Linked DNA regions of Homo sapiens: region 1 is linked to region 2. Evidence: chromatin loops called from intact Hi-C (ENCODE). Cell type or tissue: endothelial cell of umbilical vein. All regions are shown on one strand. Each heading gives the region's core, and the rest is flanking DNA. Links, peaks and the distances in the headings are about the cores only.

Region 1 (9,051 bases), core at 699-8,698, 63 kb after region 2:
GGTGATGGGATATATGTGTGGGTTGGGGTATATCTTTAATATTCCTACAGGCAGTTTACAATTTTGCCTTAAACTTTCTTCCTGCTTGTATGTAATCTTAAGGTAAGCCAGAGGTGAGGAATTAGGATCTTCTCAGGTCTTTCCTGTGCAGGTACACAGCCCTGCACATGTGAATGACCTTCTGTATTTGCAGGAATATGTGTTTGCTTTCCAAAGTCTCTTATGGACATCTTAATTCCTTGGTGGTTGTGTTTTGGTCGGTTTCCTGTTAGCTCCAACCAGTAACATTGTCTCAGGCAGCTGCAATGTGAAATAATTGCCACCTATTTTTTTTTTTAAACAAATGTCCTAGGAATAGGGCTGTTGGCACAGAGCAAATTCTGGGTTAGGTCAAATACAGAAAAGCCCTGAGAACGGATATTTTCAGTGAACTGCCACACAGGTCAAGTCTTAACAATTATGAGATTTGGGGGAAGTTTTATATCCATATCCATTTGACCCTCTCCAGTGGCTGCCAGGCTGCTGGTTTTCATAGCTACCGTAGTTGCGAGGCTGTTGGTTTTCAATGTTACCATGGCATTGGGGTGGGGGAGAGGGATTAGGTCAAGTTAAAATGCCACAAAATAGCTCACTGGTCTTACCAAGATTCAGCCATTTTTTCCTGACTAAACAGTCCTTGACATTTTGCAATCTTTTAGTTAATTTCCAGAGTTCTGAAAAAGTTAATTTTGACAATTTTTGCCACTGATCTCATTGCTTTTATGGATGAGCAGATTTTTGATGGTCTTTATTCTACCATTCAAGAAGTACTGTCTTTTTTAGCATGTTAAAAGGTAAGTTTTTTTAAAAAACATAAACCATGACACAAAAATTATAAAAATAGTAAATGAACACACGCCAAAGACTTTATTTAACTCTGTATTTATTGTGGAGCATATTAAGATACTATACATTCAAAAGAGAATTAAATACACATACACACAGAGGGAATTGAGAATGCTGAAATCATTTTACAGGCATATTGGGTTAATACCTACAGCCCAATAATCAATTGTATTTCACAGGGCCCAATTCACTTTCATTTCTTCAGGCAAGCATCATTTGTGTTATTAGTTTTTGACAATATTGAGAGTAGTGAAGCAGCTGAAAGGGAGTACAAGGCAAAGATACACTAGAAGGATAGACAGACAGAGTCCTGGTAATCTTTTTTCCCCACAATAAAGTTTTTGTAGTTTTTCCTGATAAGGGAATGGAGAAGAGAGTGTAGGGAAAAGCAGTATAACATTTTGAGACCCTGGACATGTGACTAAAACAGTGGAAAAGGACAGAGCAGAGTGCAGGGGTGTTCAAGGTAGCTGTTGCTGGCCTCGCCTTCAGTGATAAATTCTTCTCTATGCCCCGCTTCCTCATCTGTAAGGTAAAGATATGGATCAGCTGATTGCTAAGGCTCATCCCATTCCAGCTGTATTCAAATGTGGCCCCCAGAACTGCAGCATCAGTATCACCTGAGAACTTGTTAGAAATGCAGATCCTTAGGCCCCATCCCAGTTTTACTGAATTGGAAACTCCAGTGTAGATCTCAGCAAGCTCTCTAGGTGATTTTGATGCAGCTGAATTTTGAGAACCATTGTATATCAATTTTCTATGAGATGGAAATTTGATATTGATATGATATAGTTTGGCTGTGTTCCCATTCAAATCTCACCTTGAATTGTAATAACCCCTGCCGGGTGCCAGGTGGAGATAATTGAATCATAGGGTCAGTTTCCCTCCTACTGTACTTGTGGTAGTGAATAAGTCTCACGAGATCTGATGGTTTTATAAATGGGAGTTCCCCTGCACACAGTGTCTTGCCTGTCGCCGTGTAAGATGTGACTTTGCTCTTCACAGGCCTTCCACCATGATTGTGAGGCCTTCCTAGCCATGTGGAACTGTGAGTCAATTAAGCCTCTTTCCTTTATAAATTACCCAGTGTCATGTACATCTTTATTAGCAGCGTGAGAATAGACTAATACAGATATCAAGGAAACTCCATTAGCTATCATGACAGCATATTTAGAATTTTCTCCTAAACTTTGAAAGCATCAATTATTTCTGTGTGTAAAAGGAAAAAGTCAGTTTGGTTAAAGCTCTTTTTATTTTTTATATAAAAAAAGGAGTTCGGCCGGGCACGGTGGCTCACGCCTGTAATCCCAGCACTTTGGGAGGCCGAGGTGGGTGGATCATGAGGTCAGGAGATTGAGACCATCCTGGCTAACACGGTGAAACCCCGCCTCTACTAAAAATACAAAAAGTTAGCCGGGCGTGGTGGCGGGCGCCTGTAGTCCCAGCTACTCCGGAGGCTGAGGCAGGAGAATGGTGTGAACCCGGGTGGCGGAGCTTGCAGTGAGCCGAGATCGCACCACTTGCACTCCAGCCTGGGTGAAAGAGTGAGACTCCGTCTCGAAAAAAAAAAAAGAAAAAAAAGAATAAAAAGAGTTCATTTCTTCTTACTCAGAATTCATTATAGAGAGTAGCTTATCATTGCTCTATGTCCATTTGTTGTAGGCAAAACCTCAATTCACAATTTATTTTAACATAACCAGTCCAAAGAAAGGTCAGAGAGGTATTTTTTGTAGCTTTGAGTTTCATATATTTTATATAGTTAGAAACTTCTCTCCTAGTTATCATAGTGGGGAAGGGTGAGGTCAGACTTCCGAAGTCTTGTGCTGGAAAGTTTTTGGTCTTTCTCTTCACTCACAAAGGCAGTGATTACAGGACACTATGGGCTGTGCTTGGAAAACTTTTGTATAAACCTCAGTCCTTGGGTTGGGCACTTCTCTGCTTACTTATGATGAGCTATTCTGTTTGTTTGGTACACAGTAGACTGGTCCTGTTTGCCACTATCATTTCCTTACGGTTTACAGCTATGGTGCACCATTTAAAATGATGGTTTTCAGTATCCTAATTGTATGATGTGTCCTTTGTACATTCTCAGCATGATGCTCTTTCCAGCGTTTTCTACAGTAGCTGTTCTCTGCTCAACCCCATCTAATCAACTCGTGCAAAGGTGATCATTGTTTCTAAGTGGATGCCCTGGCCAGCTTTGAAAACTCTCTTAGCAATGACTTATATTTAAGCATAGGTCACTGATTACATTGGTCAAAGTAATATCTATGAAGTTAAGAACAATGAGACCTCAGAACTAGTAGTCAAAACCTCACTGTTCACAATGTAGGGAAGTTTCTCCAGCAGGTGTTAATAGGTTTACTACAAAGAAAGCATTGTGTCTGTGGTCAAATCTCTCAAAGACTTCTGATGTACATTCGTATCGAACACTCTGAGAGTCTTATAGTAAAGAAACATCTAACTGTGTGTAACTCACGTTTTCAAACTTATTTGAGCATGAAACATTTTTACCACTGGCATATCTAATCACATCCAGTTTGGGAAAGGATGTGTAGAATATTTGAGATGATCGTTAGAACTTGTTAAAAGGAGAGTTTCTTAAAAATCCAGGAGTGTGGTGCAATGCTGAGTCCTCAGAGCCTCCCTGTGTTTCCATAACAGAGATAAAATAAGACTGGATATTCACAGAATCCTGTTTTATTCATCTAATGATCGAAAGAGGTAAATTATGTGAGAGACCGTCCTGTGCAACAAAGGATCAATATAAATGTGAGTTATTCGTGATTATGGTAACTGAGTTGACTGCAGCTTTGTTACTCAAAATGTGGCCTATGAAAGCAGAGCATTGGAATCACCTGAGTGCCTGCTAGAAATGCAGAGTCTCAGGCCCTAATCCAGATTTATTTCATCTAAGGCTGCATTGTAGCAAAATGTGATTCCTAGGCATGTTAAAGTCTGAAAAGCGTTGATTACAGCCTTTTGTACTCTTCCTCTTCCTGACATATCTTAGGTTCATTTCTTCTACCTCATTTCGGTGCCTGCCCCATCTGGAATTCTTTGCAATACTTCTCTTCCTGGAAATTCATAATCTTTACCATTCACTTCCATCAAAATTTTGTTCCTCTTTTCCCTCCCTGAATTCTAATATTATATGTGGTTTTTTTGAATGCCAATAGTATGCCTGGACCTAGGAAATTTCTCAGAAGACCACAGTAAACTTTACAAAATTTTAAAAATTCCGTAAATTGTTCAACACTTGTTTTCATCTGTTTTCTGCTGCTATAACAGAATGGATGATTTATAAAGAAAGGTTTATTTAGATCATGGTTCTGGAGGTTAGGAAGTCCAAATGGCACTGGCATCTGGTGAGTGGCATCCCATGGTGAAAGGGTGGAAGGTGGGATTGAGCCCATGAGACAGAGACAGAAATAGGGGCCGAACTTAGGTTTTTATCAGAAGCCCACTCTTGTGATAATTAACCTACTTCCAATATACTGGCATTAATCCATTCACGAGGGCAGAGCCCTTATATTTTCTTTATAGTGTTAACTTCTTAAATAAAGGTTCCACCTTCCAATACCCTTACAATGGCAATTAAATGTCAACATGAGTTTTTGTGGGGACATTCAAAACATAGCAACTGTCAATTAGTTTTCCAAAGTCAGTCTCTCTAGGTCTTTCTTTAGTTATAGGAAGGGACAAGGTACGGGGCTGGGTGTGTTAACAATCCCTTTCCATTTAATAAAGGTTGCTAAGAGTTAAAAATCTAAGTTCTGCCTATACAAAAAATAACATTCATTATCATAATAGTTTAATTTCGGATGAGATCGGGCACGTGCAGAGTGGTATGGCTGTAGACACACAATAGTTTCAGAAGTCAGACTGTCAGAACCATATAGTGAGAGCTACCATAAGCACCAAAAAGCCCATGTATAGATTTCTCTAGCAAAGACGCTTCCTTAACGGCGCCACTGCTCCAGGATGGGGTTGAGGTGTTGCTGGGGATTGGTAGCCACATTGCTTGTAAAGAGACTGTACTTGCTCCTTCCAGTCTCCCTATGATAAAGTTTTAAGAATATCATAATGAGAATTTTTAGGCTACATATAGATTTTTCCACTGTAGGCAGATGAAATCACATATTCTGGTTAGACATTAGATAAAGCTTCTGAGATTTGGACATGCTTTCATTAGACAAATGAATGTAATTTTTGATGATCTAATACTCTGCATGTTTCCGGAGGAAGCAGTTAAAGACAAATTTAAATTCTGACAAAGATTTATTCAGCTTGTTCTTTGGTGGGGAAAGGAAGCTGAATAGTAAAATGTCAACGATTCAAAACTCCTAATTTTCCTTGTTCCAAGTAAAGAATGAGTTTCTAGATAACAGAATTTAAAAAAAGTTCCCGTAAGTTTTCCCTTCTTCAGTACTCTCACAAATATCCATGCATGCCAGTAAATAATGTAACCTTAATACATTAAAAGATGAATCATGTAAAAGGGAAGTGAAAATGACAAATATGGGAAAAAATGTGACACAAAGAAGTGCATTATGTGTTTATTCGAGAAACCATGAAAACTTCTGTGAAAAAGCTAAGTGCATGAGATCACTACTCAACATTTTAAATCCCTCAGTGCTGAATTTTCATGGTTTGCAAGCAATCTGAAGGGCATTCAGGCTTCTAGGAAGAAGTTTTGCAACTTTGAATTTTTGCCTGTCTCTTGGCCTTAATACAGCAATTTAAAAATAAAGTATCAAGGGAACTCAGCCTGTCTCTAAATTGAGGAATAATATTCTGCCTTTACAAGCCTGTGACATCACGTATCTTCTTACTTTACAAAAGCTCAAATTGCTTGAGCATTAAGATATTAAGAACCTAGTCATGCACAGAAAACACTAGTTTTTTAAATTTTCCAAAGTGATTGGCTCTGAAACTCTAGAACAGTGTTGTCCAAAACAACTTTCTGTAATAGGCCAGGTGTGGTGGCTCATGCTTGTAATCCCAGCACTTTGGGAGGCCAAGGTGGGTGGATCACCTGAGGTCAGGAGTTCAAGACCAGCCTGGCCAACATGGGAAACCCCATCTCTACTAAAAATACAAAAATTAGCTGGGGTTGGTGGTGCATCCCTGTATTTCTAACTATTTGGGAGGCTGAAGCAGGGGAATCAGTTGAACTTGGGAGGTAGAGATTGCAGTGAGCTGAGATTATGAAACTGCACTCCAGCCTGGGCAACAGAGTGAGACTCTGTCTCTAAAAAAAAAAAAAAAAAAACTTTCTATAATGATAAACATTTTCTGTGTATATGCTGTCCAATGTGGTGGCCATTACTAAATGAATATTTAATTTTTTAAAACTTTAATTAATTAAAATTTAAGTTTAAATAGCTGCATGTGGCCAGTGGCTACAGGGTTGGATAATGCAACCCTAGGAATATTTTCTTTATGGTGTTAACATATAATTTAAAGCATTATTTTTATGTCTTAATACTATTTTCTAGTTTATGTATATAGAAAAAAACCTTTAATACCTTAGATGAGAACAAATTTTTAGTGCCATTCCTTAAAGATTATTTTCTTGGAAATAATGACATAAGTGGTCCATTAGATGATGTTATATGAGTCATAGAAATGCTTGATATAAAGTCCAAAATATCCTCACACATGTGGTCTGTGAGGCAGGCTTGTATATAGAAAAAAGGTGGAGGAAATTATGAACACAGGGAAGGAGGTAAAATCATTGCTGGTGCCATATGTCTGGATCTTCTGTTTTCTTCTATTGTGATTTATGTTCTTTTTAAATGACTTTACTGAGCCCTTTGATTTATTTTGTGATAAAGATTAAATATTTTGTCCTTTTCTGATGTTTAAAATCTGAGATTAGTCTAAATAAGGTGACCCATTTTTTTGAGGCACACACTGCCCACCTGTCATCATACCACTGGCAAAGCCTTTAGATAATGAACTAGTACATGTGATAGCCTCCAAAATGCTCCCTTTGAGCTCTTTCTTTATTTTTAAATGTCTTGCTAATGGAGTTTCTTAAAACTGTTTTTTTCTTGGAGTATTTCCTTCAGGGTTGGTTTATATACCACACAGGAAACCAGTTTCATTACCTGATAATTGTGCTTTGGTTATAGAACCAATTCTTTGAATGGGCTGGACATAGGAGGCCAAGTAGAAGTCAGCCTTGTTCTTTCAAACCCCCTCTCAGATTTCTCTTTCCTGTCTATGGATAAATTTGTCTTAAAGATCCCATTTTCAGGTATTAAAAAGTCCAGCCCATGGGAAAACAATATTCACATGTAAAATAATGAAGTTGGATCTTTACCTAACATCATATATAAAAATTAACTCAAGGTATATCAAAGATCCATTTGTAAAACCTAAAATTATATAAATCTTAGAAAAAACACAGGGCAAAAGCTTCACAACATTGGATTTGAAAACAATCTTTTGGTGGCTGTTATACCAAAGGCAAAGGCCATAAAAGAAGAAATAAACAAATTGGGCTTCATGAAAAATTTTAAAATTGGACATCAAAGAAAATATCAGCTGGCTAAAAAGACAACCCACAGAATGGGAGAAAACATTTGCAACTCACAGAAGGGGTTGATTAGTATCCAGAATATATAGAGAACTCCTAAAACTGAACAACAACAAATGACCTGATTCAAATGGGCAAAGAACTTGAATAGGCATTTCTTCAAAGAAGGTGTATAAATGATCAATAAGCATGTGAAAAGATGTTCAACATTAACAGTCACTGGAGAGATACAAATCAAAACTAAAAGGAGATCCCGCTTGACACTCATTGGGATGGCTACTATTTAAAACAACACAGAAAATCACAAGTGTTGGTGAGGATGTAGAGAAATTGGAACGCTTGTACACTATTGGTAGGAATGCAAAATGGTACACTGTTGTGGAAAATGGTATGGTGGTGGATCCTCGAAAAATTAAAAAATAGAATTACCATATGATCCAGTAATTATGCTTCTGAGTATATACCCAAAGAAATGAAAGTGGTGCACCCATGATTATAGCAGCATTATATTCACAATAGCTAATATGTAGAAGCAACACAATTATCTATTGATTGATGGCTAGACAGGCAAAATGTGGTAAATACATACAAGGAATATTACTCAGCCTTAAAAAGGAAAGAAATTCTGAAATATGCTACAACATGGATGAACTTGAGGATATTATGTTAAATGAAATAAACCAGTCATAAAAAGACAAATATTGTTTGATTCTACTTATATGAGGCACTTAGGGTAGGCAAATTGATAGAGACAGTAGAATGGTGTTTCCCAAGGGCAAGGGGGAGAGGAAAGTGGAGAGTTAGTGGTTTATGTGTACAGAATTTTAGTTTTACTGAAGAGTTATGGAGATCGATGGTGATAATGGTTGTACAACATTATAAATGTATTTAATACCACTGAACATATACTTAAAAATGACTAAGACAGTAAATTTTAGTTATATGTATTTTAACACAATTTAAAAAATTGGAAACAAAAAGTCCAACCTAGGGTAACATCAAACTTTCAATCACTTGTCCAATTTAAACCTTCTCCCATCCCCCCACAGCTCAGGTGCCTGGGTCCTGGAAGCCTACAGTGGGGAAGGGGTGTTGCGGTCAGCTTCTCTGGTCCTCCTGACCACCTTTTCTCTCATCCACGGTTCCTCACGCCTCTAGGGTAGAATGCAGGAGAGTGGGAAGACTAGAGGCATAGCACAGTCTTAGTTGGCTGGCACTGTTACAACTGGCTGTTTCCAGCCCTCTGGGAGGCAGATGCCCAAATGCACCCTCCACACTTTCTCTCATGAAGTAGTTTCTGAAAATGCCCAAAGGGTCCTCTCACTACCTTGTTCTCTGGCTTTGAGTATGAAAGACTTGGTTGTGAAGTAAGCCATGTGATCAGATGACTGCTTATGAGCCTTGCTTAGCAACCTCATCTGATCAGATCCCATAGCCTCTCCTTTAGGGGTTGCTTTGCCCTGCCAGGCAGATGCCTTCTATATGGCCCTTTCAAGTGTTCCCAAGACGGTTACCTTCCATAGTCTCCATTTAACCCATAGAGCACTCAGCACCTGGCCTCAGACAGGGTATGAAGGTGTAGGCCGCTTCTCTTCACTTTGCTTAGAAGGGAGCTCTAG
Region 2 (9,051 bases), core at 313-8,312:
TGGGGTTGATGGAGGAAGGTTACTTCTGGTATGTTGTGGTAGGAAAGAAGAAAAGAAGGGGTAAATTTTATTTGGTGGTGTGCTGAAGGATAAATATACTTCCAATAGGCTCTTGTTTGCTCATTTATTTCTTTATTTAGACAGGATCTCACTGTGTCACCCAGGCTGGAGTGCAGTGGTGCAATCTTGGCTCACTAGAGCCTCAACCTCCTGGGCTCAAACTATCCTCCCACCTCAGCCTCCCAAGTAGCTAGGACTACAGGCATGTACCATGATACTCGGTTTCTTGTTTATTTTTTGTAGAGATGGCATCTCACTATGTTGCTCAGGCTGGGCTTGGACTCCTGGGCTCAAGCAATCCACTCACGTCAGCCTCCCAAAGTGCTGAGATTATGGGCATAAGCCACTGCCCCAGCCCCAATAAGTTCTTCTTGAGGCAGGTGTTTTTTGGACAGTGAGTATGTTATAACCTAAGTCAGTCAAAATATTCTAACAACAGGATAAATAGACACTCACAAAATGATAGCTACAATAATAGTGAATAGGTGTTTCCAAGAAACATAAAATTTGTCCTTGGCTGGGCACAGTGGCTCACGCCTGTAATCCCAGCGCTTTGGGAGGCAGAGGTGGGGGATCATGAGGTCAGGAGATGGAGACTATCCTGGCTAACGTGGTGAAACCTGTCTCTACTAAAAATACAAAAAATTAGCCAGGTGTGGTGGCAGGTGCCTGTAGTCCCAGCTACTCAGGAGGCTGAGGCAGGAGAATCGCTTGAACCTGGGAGGCAGAGGTTGCAGAGAGCCGAGATTGAGTCACTGCACTCCAGCCTGGGTGACACAGCGAGACTCCATCTCAAAAAGAAAAAAAAAAAAAAGAGAGAAATTGTCCTTAACTGAATCAAGTCTCTTTTTTGCATAGCAAAACCAGTCTATTGATGCATGATCTTGTTAGCCTGACAATTTTAGGTACTGGTTAAGATAACATCATGTTTATTAATTTACAAAGTATTGAAAACCTGCTTTGTCATCCCAAATCTCTATCTTTATCCATATCTGTGTTAATATCCACATCCATCTCTATAGCTATACTTGTAATCTTATGGGCCCTGAAAATCCAATGTATATTAAATAATTCACATCTCTAGTGTTTAATAAGCAGGAAGCAAAGTTTTAAAAAGCTTTTGTTGTGTCTTAAAACTATGTTATACTCTAACAAGGACTTGGGTATCTAGCAATTAATTTTTTTTGATATATTGGGAATGTGCATTGGCTACTTTTTATCACATATTTTATTCCTAAAAATAAAATATTAATTTAAATTTAGATTTAAAATGACAGTACTCAAAGACCTTTTATGCGTAAGTTAATTTTTTTTTTTTTTACTATCTTTCATATAAAAAGTGTTTGGAAGTAAATTTTGTTTTTGAGACAAGGTCTCACTCTGCCACTCAGACTGGAGTGCAGTAGCATGATCTCTGCTCACTGCATCCTCAACCTCCCATTCTCAAGTGATCCTCCTGCCCCAGCCTCCCAAGTAGCTGGGACGTCAGGTGTGCGCCACCATGCCCGGCTAATTGTTTTGTATTTTTTGTAGGTATGGGGTTTTGCCATGTTACCTAGGCTTGTCTCAAACTCTTGAACTGAAGCAATCCTCTCACCTCAGCCTCCTAAAGTGCTGGAATTACAGGCATGAGCCACTGCGCCTGGACAGAAGATTCTTAAATTCAGATTTAAATGAAGAGAGTAAATCCACAAGACCTGAGGTTATGGCTGCATCAGGGAAATCTCCCTTAAGTGGCAGAGGCAGAACTCAGTAATTAGAGTCATTGACCTTAACCCTGTGTTTTGCCTTTGTATTATTCAGATGATGAAGAATAATTCCCCACCTCAGAAGTTTAGCTTGATAGAATAGACATGGGTTAGAGGAAAAAGTGCCACTACTCACATATATACACACACAGCTCCCCTGTCTCCACATTACTCCTTTGGTTGGCTTTATAGTGAAAAAGAATGAAAAATGAACTTAATTATATTAAGCATTCATTGTTATTACTGGTTATTTCCTAGGTGCTGGGCTTTAGGCCAGTGATTGACATATACATTGCTTTATCAATACAAATTTTCAGAGACAGGTAATACCCTTCCCATTTTGCAGAGGAGGAAACTGAGTCTCAAGAAGATTATGCCAGTTGTTCACATTCACCAATTAAAAAGTGGCCAACCCGAGATTCAAATGCAAGTCTGTGTCCTACTGAACGTTGTACTGACCCGCTGTGTTCTTAGTGGTTAGGAGCCTTCATAGGCAAACAGTTCCTAGGAAAGTTTCTGTATGAGCCTCAACACTTAAGCCACTACTCAGATTCACTTGCCTTGTAAGTGTCAGTTTGTCCCTGGTGACCTGCAGGACAATTTACAGGACACCAGCACTCAGAGGTCATACTGCAGGTAGAATCAACTTCATAATTTGCAGGACATGGTGCAAAATGAAAATGCAGGGTTCCTCATTCAAAAATTTTTAAGAAATTCAAGACACTATAGCATTAAATTAAGCGTGGGGCCCGTCTGGAGGGCGGGCTCTGTGTGATCACATAGGTCCAATGCCCATGAAGCCAGCTGTAACTGCAGGAAATGTCAACAAATTCAGTGGATCCTGGGCAAGGCTGCCTCTTGTGTTCTGCTTGGGGAGTGGAGTGGGCTTGGGAATGTCCTCTGGGCATGGCTTTCCCTCTCCTGAGGTCTTCTCTGTGTGGAAACCTAAACACTTTTTTTTTCTTTTTTTTTTGAGGCGGAGTTTCACTCTTGTTGCCCAGGCTGGAGTACAGTTGCGCAATCTCGGCTCACTGCAACCTCCGCCTTCTGGGTTCAAGCAATTCTCCTGCCTCAGCCTCCTGAGTAGCTGGGATTACAGGCATGTGCCACCACGCCTGGCTAATTTTTGTATTTTTGGTAGAGACTGGGTTTCTCCATATTGGTCAGTCTGGTCTCGAACTCCCGACCTCAGGTGATCCGCCCACCTCGGCCTCCCAAAGTGCTGGTATTACAGGTGTGAGCTACCCCGCGTGGCCCAACCTAAACACTTTTTAACAAGGATTTAGGGCGTCTCAACTTACATCCCAGTTATGTCTACGATGGGGAGCACAGTGGGAGGGGGAGATGATTGATTGTAAAACCCAGTGAAGATGCTGTTTAGAACAGTGGTTCTCAAAACCTGGTCTGGCTTTGATGAAGTTTTCACCCCTCTGATATAAAGAAAGAAAGAAGGGTACGACAGTGAGGTGTTTTGGGTATATGCTTATTTTTATCTGTAAAGCTAAATGTATGTAATATAATGGCCACTCCTTTACTCTATGATTGCCTTATGATTTTGGTGTTGAAATGTTCTCTCTGTCCTAAAGGGATACTAATGATATCCGGTGGTCATTTTTGAATCATCTTCACTAGCTAAATAAAAAGTTGGATGCTCTTAAGACATAATTCCCCATGTTTTAGGGAATTTTTTTTTTTTTTTGAGACGGAGTCTAGCTCTGTTGCCCAGGCTGGAGTGCAAGCAGGGGCTTGATCTTGGCTCACTGCAACCTCCAGTTCTCACTGCAGCCTCCTGGGTTCAAGCGATTCTTCTGTCTCAGCCTCCCGAGTAGCAGGGACAACAGGCATGTGCCACCAAGCCAGGCTGATTTTTGTATTTTTAGTGGAGACAGGTTTTCACCATGTTGGCCAGGCTGGTCTCGAACTCCTGACCTCAAGTGATCCTCCTGCCTGGGCCTCCCAAAGTGCTAGGATTACAAGTATGAGTCACTGTGCCCAGCCAGAATATTTTAGGGAAAATTTTACTGGTTCATGAAATACGAGTCTGAGAACCTATGGACTAGTAAGTGAAGAAGAGCGGAGTGGTATGGTGGAAAGAGCCCAGGGCTGGGGGACACCCCTTAGTCTTACATGGCCACGAATCGTGGAGTCTTGGGTGGCTTCTTTCCCTTTTTGGGGTCCTTGTCTTTAGCTCTACTCTGAGGGGGCTGGACCAGATGGTTGCCTAGTCCTTTCCAGCTTCAATATTCTCTGTTAACTGATTGCTAGCTATCATTGCTAAATAACAGGGAGGATTTGGATTACAGACCCAATGTGTCCTATTTATTCAAGTTATGGAGAAACACAGAGAAGACAATTGAAGGGAATCTACAAACAAAATAATCCTGAAACCAACCCAACAGCTGCTCAATAGATGTTGAAAAGAGCCCATCATCAAATGTACTATGGTACATCATAATGGTTGGGCTGTCAGTAAGAAAGTTCTAGCTTAAGGACGTTGGCTTAGTCACATTGTATTTGCCAAACAGGCAGTGAACATCTGTTTATATAAAAAATTTTCCTCTTCTTTCCTTTATATTTCATCCTTTAAAAAATTTCTTAGGATACATTTTGCTTGGTCTAGTAAGTCTACAGTGCCATTTTGAAGAAGAAGCCTTCAAATTACTTCCTTAATGCATTAAAAATATGATAAAGTGATTTGCCAATTTGCGTAAGTCTGAGTCCCTGTCTTGCACAATAAATAATTGGTAAATTTTAATAAAAATGTACTTGTGCTGTGATTTTGTCCCATTATAAACATATCAAGCAACTATTTTTTTTTTCAAAAAAGCTAAATTTGCTAGAGGGTCTCTTGTACAGCTACTGTACAGTCTACTTTATGCTTCTGGAATTGTCAAAACAAACTTAACTGCTGTCAGGAACTCCGATCCGGTATCACTGTCAAAATGTTTTACAACGATTCAGCCAAATGTTTTTGGAACAGCTGTGCTACAAGTCAGCATGAGTCATTTTCCTTCTTTCCTTTTGGCCCAATCCAGTGATTCATCATCCTGCTTTTAGAATATTTGCCTATTTTTAAAACCAGTCAAAGAAGGCAGCCACTGTTTAAAAGTAAACACACCACACATCAACTTGGGGCAGCTTTGTAAGCAGCTTCGCAAGCCCTGAAACTTCTGGCTGGTAGGGATGCCAGCTAAACCAGATGGCATCAAACAGTGAAATACAGGCCTGGCTTTCAGACTTGGTAGGCTTCATACATCTGTCTTTGGTTTTCTTGTTTCCGCTGCTATTTCCTGCTTGGGTTAATCCAACTTGATCCATTCTTTAACAAAAGTCTTACTTTTTATTTTGCTTGACTCTCTAAAACATCTATTGTATGTTGATTTCTACGTTAATCAATTAGACTTTTATTTCAACTCAAGGAGTCCAATTTGAAGCTACTTTATTTATCTGTAAGTTTATCAGTATGGTCACATATGTGTGAGGTGACATGGCGTGACTATAAATAAGGACGTCGATTTCCACAACGGGCCTCATTAAGTCTGTTGATACCAGGTGTTTGCTATTTACATTACTGTAGTAAAGTAAATGGATAACTTTTTTTTTTTTAATAATTAAGCAGGAAGGAGTGTGACTTCACAGGGGGCAAGGTGGATTAAGTCTCAGGAAGCCTTAAGATTCATTCCTGGCTGTCTTCTAGAATTCTAGAATGTCTCAGCTGCTCTCATACTTTACAGAGTGGTTTCTCCTTCCAACAAGTGCCTGCTTGTCTATGATTATTAGGGTTGGGATGCACAAGTACAGTGTGTTCCCATTTACCTTTGCCAAATCATTCTGGCCTTGGACCCAATGAGCTAAAATGGTCGTGATGTCTAGGTTATTAAACTTGTACTGCAGTGAATGTAAACGCACTTAAGAACAAAATCAGTTTCACAAAGCATAGGTTTTATAATGAAGCCTACCTCTAAAGGTTCAGTGGTGACAAGTGTATTATTTTTGCCTTTTGTCCAATTCTTTGCAAACATTGGGGTGGATTTAACAAGGCACAGTAATTGGCAGAATTTGTCACTTCTGGTCTAAGTAGAGCATTCAAAGGGCCTTGGGACTGAATCTCAGTTCCTCTGAAGACTGTCCTCTAACCTGCAGCAAGGGGCTTGGGAAATTTCTCAGTTTTTACTTGTTCTGTGAGCTAAAGTTAAGTGATATCACTGAATCTGAGGACACCCATTGTCTAGCATAGGAGCAGATACAAAACAGATTCAAATTTGGTGATGCATTGTCATTATTTTAAACTACTTTTAAATGGAAGTATTGTTATACTACTCTTGACTAAAATATACCAGAGACTATTAAGTGATATGACCCTTGAGGGGTTTGGTCAAAGTGAATACCATGCTTGTTTAAATTATCTTTTTGGTGATTATCTTCGATGCTTTCAATGCCTTAGATGCCAGAAATGCCTTGTGTACTGCATTTTATTCTGGACTGTACTATCAGCACATTGGGAGAGGATACTTGTTTCCACATTGTATGTGGCCCATGTCACTTCCTCTAGTTCAAAAAGAACACCAACAAGTTTTTATCAAGAAATTTGGTGATGACTATGAAAACATAAAAACTGTTATCTTTTCTTGCTTTATTATAATTTAAAATAGCTTTGGTTTTTAAATTATTTTTTCACCTTATATTTTGCATACATACTGTATATGCATAGTATGTGTACTGTATATGCATATGTGTACTGTAAATGTATATATGTATAGGTACTATATATGTATATGTACTGTATATGTATGTGTACTATATGTATAAGTGTACTGCATATGTAGTATATGCACTGTATCTGTACTGTATACATATATGCACTGTATATGTATCTGCACTGTGTATGTGTACTGTATGTATGTACTGTATATGTATATGTACTGTACTGCATATATATGTGTACAGTATATGTATATGTACTGCATATGTATCTGTATTGTATCTGTATGTGTACTGTACATATCTTATTGTATCTGTACTGTATACATGTGTACTGTATATGCATCTGTACTGTATCTCTATTATATATGTATATGTGTACTGTATCTGTATTGTATATGTATGTGTACTGTGTATGTATCTGTACTGTATGTATATGTGTACTGTATATGTATCTGTACTATACCTGTACTGTATGTGTGTACTGTATATGTATCTGTACTGTCTCTATTGTATATGTATGTGTATGTGTACTGTATGTGTATTTGTATTGTATATGTATGTGTACTGTGTATGTATGTATCTGTGCTGTATCTGTATGTGTACTGTATATATCTAACTGTATCTGTACTGTATATGTGTACTGTATAAACCTAACTGTATCTGTACTGTATATATCTGTACTGTATATCTGTACTGTATCTCTATTATATGTATGTGTATGTGTACTGTATCTGTATTGTATATGTATGTGTACTGTGTATGTATCTGTACTGTATCTCTATTATATATTATATATGTTTGTGTATGTGCATGTGTACTGTATGTGTATTGCATATGTATATGTACTGTATATGTATCTGTACTATACCTGTACTGTATGTATATGTGTACTGTATATGTATCTGTGCTATATCTCTATTATATATGTATGTGTAGGTATACTGTATGTGTGTCTGTATTTTATATGTATGTACTGTATATGTATCTGTACTGTACCTGTACTGTATGTATATGTGTACTGTATATATACCTGTACTGTATCTCTATTATATATGTATGTGTAGGTATACTGTATGTGTACTGTATATGTATCTGTACTGTACCTTTACTGTACATATATGTGTACTGTGTATGTACTAGGGTAGGGATTGGAAATGAGTGGCCAATGGACCTTAGAGCCAGAGAGTACCTGGAGATAATGGAAGTTCTGCTTTCTAGCACCAAGGCTCGGTCAGCACTATGTTCTTGAAGAGATTGGGGGTGACTTGGATATTTTGACCCATATTTTGGTCAGGTTTCCTCAAATGCTTCTTAGAACTGCATCTTGCCATCCAGCAACAGCTGCCTATTGCCAACCAGTCAACGTAAGCATGAGTTAGGAGGTCTTTCGGGACTCTCTGGGCTCTGGCGCTCCCTAACAAAGCTGTGAATTCTGCTGCAGGGTAGGAGTGCTGCCTGGTGTATTGGAAAGAAACGCCCCATTTGGGTTGCTGCCTGCTTCTCACTGTAACCCAGAATGAGTTTCTGGTTAACTGCCTGTTAGTGTGGTTTGTGGTAGGAGCAGACAGCAATACCATCACAGCTTGTGGCACTTGGAGTCATTCAGAGCAGAACGAATGCTTCTACTTTTCACTAACATGTTCTCCTGTCCCATTAAAGTCCTTCTGGCCACCTCATTAGCACCTTGTTAAAGCATTTTGTTTCATATCATATTTTTTGGTTTTGGCCAATGTAAGAGTATTGAAAGACAAGCAGTCCTTCTTAATTGGAGAGCTGCCAGCCTGGACATTTGAGGATTCTGATATTTGCTTGCAAAATTTTGTTCAGGCGACCTAAGCTCTCCACGCATCTGTGTGTACAGAAAATGAGCAAAATTGTCCTTTACATTCTGTCTGTCCCCAACTGAAGTGATGAAATGACTGAAACAGTGTATACTGATGGTCTAACTCTGGGGGAGTCCAAGGACTCCTACAAGAAAGAGCTCCATAGTGAAGAATCATTTTATTTCCTTGTTTTAGATGATACACCCCCTGAAGACTCCATTCCTTTGGTCTTTCCAGAATTAGACCAGCAGCTACAGGTAAGGATTTTTCTAAAGTCTCTCTTCTTTCCTCCTTAGTGTCATAAAGTATAGCGAGCTGGGCAGAGAGTGGCCTGACTAGGGGAGACTGACTTGGACCCAGAATGTGGGGCTTTGAAGTCATCAAGGATTACATTTCTAGAGCTCCAAAGTCAGGCTGAAGCCCTCATGGAATGCCCCTGTCTGGTTATCTGGCTATGGCACCAGGACAGCAAGTGCTTATAGCATAAACTGGCTCCTATTTTTAAGGGGTTCTGGAGCCTGGGAAAAGGACGGGTCCCTTCTCTACTTCGATATGGCTGTCTCTAGGTCATTGCATTTTTGGCTTGTCTGGGGTTAGTGATTTAGTATTAAACTCTGCAGAGAAGACTTACCATGTTTGCCAAGACTTTGGAATAATCTTCCTTTCTCTGTTCCCTGCCCCTTCCCCAGTTCTCTGACAACTTTTAATGGAATATA

The links. Hi-C counts contacts between places; a loop is a spot of excess contacts. Peaks named below come from ENCODE experiments on the same cell type or tissue, not always from the same donor. Only the 100,000 strongest peaks of a DNase experiment are listed, where the experiment ranks them.
Region 1: a loop joins it to region 2, with 8 times the contacts of the local background. A loop is called at or near these places in 1 of 110 quality-filtered maps.

The regions. Positions count from the first base shown.
Region 1 is chr21:29,203,361-29,212,411 of GRCh38, forward strand. The region is part of intron 1 of LINC00189 (long intergenic non-protein coding RNA 189); the gene reads left to right. Among named protein-coding and RNA genes, the nearest start is that of LINC00189, 14 kb to the left of the region's middle. In endothelial cell of umbilical vein, for the core only: no CTCF peak of the experiment used is centred there; a DNase peak (open chromatin) is centred at 5,451; H3K27ac peaks cover 2,826 bases.
Region 2 is chr21:29,140,659-29,149,709 of GRCh38, forward strand. MAP3K7CL (MAP3K7 C-terminal like) reads left to right here. Exons shown (of 5, transcript NM_001286620.2): 3 at 8,531-8,592. Among named protein-coding and RNA genes, the nearest start is that of MAP3K7CL, 15 kb to the left of the region's middle. In endothelial cell of umbilical vein, for the core only: no CTCF peak of the experiment used is centred there; a DNase peak (open chromatin) is centred at 4,793; H3K27ac peaks cover 2,873 bases.